Regions from separate parts of the Homo sapiens genome. Here region 2 is linked to region 1. A link is an interaction called in ENCODE POLR2A ChIA-PET data of the cell type or tissue named here. Cell type or tissue: CD4-positive, alpha-beta T cell. All regions are shown on one strand.

What was found. ChIA-PET counts read pairs that join two places held together with the same protein. Peaks named below come from ENCODE experiments on the same cell type or tissue, not always from the same donor. Only the 100,000 strongest peaks of a DNase experiment are listed, where the experiment ranks them.
Region 2: POLR2A ChIA-PET joins it to region 1 with 5 read pairs; 3 of 35 experiments call an interaction of 5 or more read pairs at or near these places.

What each region holds. Positions count from the first base shown.
Region 1 is chr11:18,521,564-18,524,063 of GRCh38, reverse strand. The region is part of intron 1 of TSG101 (tumor susceptibility 101); the gene reads left to right. Among named protein-coding and RNA genes, the nearest start is that of TSG101, 4.1 kb to the left of the region's middle. In CD4-positive, alpha-beta T cell, no CTCF peak of the experiment used is centred here; a DNase peak (open chromatin) is centred at 1,473.
Region 2 is chr11:18,460,001-18,462,500 of GRCh38, reverse strand. All of the region lies in intron 1 of LDHAL6A (lactate dehydrogenase A like 6A), which reads right to left. Among named protein-coding and RNA genes, the nearest start is that of LDHAL6A, 5.4 kb to the right of the region's middle. In CD4-positive, alpha-beta T cell, no CTCF peak of the experiment used is centred here; no DNase peak of the experiment used is centred here.

The sequences.
Region 1 (2,500 bases):
TCCCAATACTTTGGGAGGTAGAGATGGGAGAATCCACTTGAGGCCAGGAGTTCAGGATCAGCCTGGGCAACATAGCTAGACTCTGTCTCTACAGAAAATTTAAAAATCAGCCAGACTTCGTGGCTTGCACCTGTAGTCCTAGCTACTTGAGAAGCAGAAGCAGGAGGATCACTTAAGCCCAGGAGTTCAAGGTTACAGTGAGCTATGACAGAGAACCTGTCTCAAAAAGTAAAAAATAAACATTTTAAACTATAACAAAATTGGCCAGGTGCAATGGCTCATGCCTGTAATCTCAGCACTTTGGGAGGCTGAGGTGGGCGGATCACTTGAGGTCAGGAGTTTTGGACCAGACTGGCCAAGATGGTGAAACCCCATCTCTACTAAAAATACAAAATTAGCCAGACATGGTGGCGCACGCCTGTAATCCCAGCTACTCGGGAAGCTGAGAAAGGAGAATTGCCTGAACCTGGGAGGCAGAGGTTGCAGTGAGCTGAGATCACGCCACTGCACTCCAGCCTGGGTGACAAAGCGAGAATCCATCTCAAAAACAAATAAATAAATAAAAATAATAAAATAAAGATTGATATGTCCCTCACTGTTTTAGGTTCTAGGGATGCAACAGTGAACAATCAGACAAAGAAACTGTGCTTCTGGAATTTAAATTCTTATAGAAGGCAATAAACAACTCAATAAATACATCAAGAAGTACGTTGGAAAGTGATAAGTGCTTTAGAGAAAATAAAGCAGGGAAGAAATGGGGAATGCTAGGGTGTGGAAATGGGATGAGTCACCGTTTTATATCTGATAGTAAAGAGAGGTCTTTCTGAAAAAATCTACTTGAGCTCACCTGAGAGAGGTAAAGAAACTGTGTGCTTGACATGGGGCTTACACCTGAAATCCAAACATTTTGGGAGGCGGAAGCTAGAGGATCACATTGAGGCCAGGAGTTCCAGACCAGCCTGGGCAACATAGCATGACCTTGTCTCTTCTCTACTAAAAATATAAAAAAATTAGCCAGGCGTGGTGCATACCTCTAATCCCAGCTGGTTGGGAGGCTGAGATGGGAGGATCACTTGAGCCCAGGAGTTTGAGGTTGCAGTGAGCTGTGATCACACCACTGTACTCCAGCTTGGGTGACAGAGCAAGATCCTGTCAAGAAAAAAACAAACCTGGAACAATCTGGGGTAAGAACATTTCAGAAGGAAGGAAAAACAAATGCAAAGACTCATAGACAGAAGTTTGTCATGCATGATAGAGGAACAACAAAGGAGGGTATGGTGGCTAGACTGGAGTGAGCAAGGGAGGAAAGTGGTGGTATGGGTCTAGACAGCATCAATGGTATGGGAGGTTTGGAGGGCCTTGCAGGCCATTGTAAGGACCTTGGCATTTACTTGGAGTATGATGAAAAGCCGTTGCTGTGTTTCAGCTGTTAGCAATATTACTCTAGATGCTATGCTGAGACTAGACTGTAGGGGGTTAACGATGGAGGCAGAGACACGTAAGGAGGCTGTTGCAGTAATCTAGGTGAGAGGTGCTGGTGGCTTAGACCAGGACTGTAGCTGTGGAGATTCCGGATGTATTTTGAAGGCAAAGCTAACAGGATATTTTGACAGATTTGCTGTGGATGTGAAGAAAAGAGAGGGCATCAAGGATAATGTCATGGTTTTTGGCCTGAGCACCTGGAAGGATATGTATGTATACACATATGGAAGACACTGGAGAAGTAAATTTGGGGAGAAGATGAGGAGTTCAGTTTTGGTCATGTTCAATTTGACATTTATTAGATATCCAAGGGAAATGTCAAATTGGTAATTGTATATATGTTTTCTGGAGTTCAGAGAAGAGGTTAAGATTGGAAAATTTTAATTTAAGGGTTTCAACATATAAATTAATTTTCAACCATGAGGGAGATCAAAGGAATGAGTTTAGATAGAGAAGAAGACCAAGGACTTAGCCTGTGCTCAATAATAATTGGTTAGGATAAGAGAACGAACCAGCAAAGAGACTGAGAAGGCACAGGCACAGAGTGCAGGAGAACAGTTGATGTCCTGGAAATCAAATGAAGAACATGTTTTAAGAGAAAGGGAGCTGGGCATGATGGCTCATGCCTGTAATCCCAACACTGTGGGAGGCTGAGGTGGACAGATTGCTTGAGTCTAGAAATTCAAGACTAGCCTGGGCAACATGCTAAAATCCAGCTCTATCAAAAATATACAAAAATTAGCCAAACACTGTGGCGCATACCTGTAGTCCCAGCTACTTGGAAGGCTGAGATGGGAGGATTGCTTGAGCCTGGGAGGTGGAGGTTGCAGTGAACTGAGATCACACCACCGCACTCCAGCCTGGGTGACAGCCACATGCTGTCTCAAAAAAAAAAAAAAAAAAAAAAAAAAGGAAGGGGCCAGGTGCAGTGGTTCATACCTGTAATACCAACACTTTGGAAGGCTGAGTTGAGAGGATCACTTCCAGGAGTTTGAGAACAGCTTGGGCAACATAGTGA
Region 2 (2,500 bases), 62 kb after region 1:
CACACCTGGCTAATTTTTTGTATTTTTAGTAGAGACGGGGTTTCACCGTGTTAGCCAGGATGGTCTTGATCTCCTGACCTAGTGATCCGCCCGCCTCTGCCTCCCAAAGTGCTGGGATTACAGGCATGAGACACCGCACCCGGCCAATTTTTTTGTATTTTTAGTAGAGACAGGGTTTCACCATGTTGGCCAGGCTGGTCTCAAACTCCTGACTTCAAGTGATCCACCTGCCCCGGTCTCTCAAAGTGATGGGATTACAGGCACAAGCCTTAATCCGCGCCCGGCCTTGTATGTATCTTTCTGAATTTTACTTTTACTTTTTGTTTCTGAGACAGGGGCTTGCTCTGTCCCCCAGGTAGGAGTACAGTAGCATGATCATGACTCATTGCAGCCTCAACTTTCTCAGGCTCAGATGATCCTCCCACCTCAGCCTTCTGGGTAGCTGGGACAACAGGCGCCTACCACCACATCACAGGAGCCTGCCACCACATCTGGCTAATTTTTGTATTTTTTGTAGACATGGGGTTTCACCATGTTGCCCAGGCTGGTCTCAAAGTCCAGGACTCAAGTGATCCGCCTGCCTCAGCCTACCAAAGTTACAAGCGTGAGCCCATGCCCAGCCTAGTTTTTTTTTTTTTTTCTTTTTTTTGAGACGGAATCTTGCTCGTTGCCCAGGCTGGAGTGCAGTGGCACTATCTCGGCTCACTGCAACCCACACCTTCCCGGGTTCAAGCGATTTTCCTGCCTCAGCCTCCTGAGTAGCTGGGATTACAGGCGCCTGCCACCATGCCCGGCTAATTTTTTGTGTGTTTTTAGTAGAGACGGGGTTTCACCATGTTGGCCAGGCTGGTCTCAAACTCCTAACCTCATGATTTGCCTGCCATGGCCTCCCAAAGTACTGGGATTACAGGCTTGAGCCACCGCACCCAGCCTTACTTTCAAATCTTGTAAATGTATTACCTTTTAACTACATATTCTTTTTATCTTTATTACATAATAAATTTTTCCTTGGAGGAAAAATAACGCCTTTGTGTTAGTGCTTAGAAGTAAATGATCAAGGTGGGACATGGTGGCTCACGCCTATAATCCCAGCACTTTGGGAGGCCAAGGTGGGCGGATCATGAGCTCAGGAGTTCGAGACCAACCTGGCCAATATGGTGAAACCCTGTCTCTACTAAAAATACAAAAATTAGCCGGGCGTGTTGGCATGCACCTGTAGTCCCAGCTACTCGGGAAGCTGAGGCAGATGAATCGCTTGAACCCAGGAGGCAGAGGTTGAAGTGAGCCATGATCGCGCCACTGCACTCCAGCCTGGGCAACAGAGCGAGATTCTGTCTCAAAAAAAAAACAAGTAAATGACCAAGGCCGGGCGCGGTGGCTCACGCATGTAATCCCAGCACTTTGGGAGGCCAAGGCGGGCGGATCACCTGGGGTCAGGAGTTCCAGACCAGCCTGGCCAACATCGTGAAATCCTGTCTCTACTAAAAATACAAAAATTAGCTGGGCATGGGGGCACATGCCTGTAATCCCAGCTACTTGGGAGGCTGAGGCAGGAGAATCACTTGAACCCGGGAGGCGGAGGTTGCTGTGAGCTATCAGATTGACCATTGCACTGCAGCCTGTGCAACAGAGTGAGACTCCCTCTCAGAAAAAAAAGAAAAGGAAAGAAATAACCAAGCATCCATAATTTAAGCACATATCCAATTCACATTGTTAGTGCTTTTTACCTTTTTTCTTTTTTGAGACAGGGTCTCACTTTGTCACCCAAGCTGGAGTACAGTGGCACATTCATGGCTCACTGCAGCATTAATCTCTTGGTCTCAGGCAAGCTTCCTGCCTCAGCCTCCCAAGTAGCTAGTACTACTAGCATGTACCACCGCACCTGGCATTTTTTTTTTTTTTTTTTGAGACGGAGTTTCTGCTCTTGTTGCCCAGGGTGGAGTGCAATGGTGCGATCTTGGCTGACTGCAACCTCTGCCTCCCGGGTTCAAGCGATTCTCCTGCCTTAGCCTCCCAAGTAGCTGGGATTACAGATGCATGCCACCGTGCCCAGCTAGTTTTTTATATTTTTAGTAGAGATGGGGTTTCACCATGTTAGCCAGGCTGGTCTCAAACTCCTGACCTCAGGTGATCCACCCGCCTTGGCCTCCCAAAGTGCTGGGATTACAGGTGTGAGCCACCGTGCCCGGCCACCTAGCCAATTTTTAATTTTTATTCATTTATTTATATTTTAGAGACAGGGTCTTGCTTTGTTGCCTAGGCTGGTCTCAAACTCCTAGGCTCAAGTGATACTACTGCCTTGGTCTCCCAAAGTGCAGGATTACAGGCATGAGCCACTGCCTGGATCCAGCCTGGATCTTTTTACTCTATTCGAATTACTGGAAATTCAAAGCCAAGCGCTTTACATTTTAAACTAGACTGTACAACTGATCAACCTAGAAGTCTAAGCTGCATTACAAGCAGCCAGGTAACTGAGGTCAACATCAACACTGATAAATCA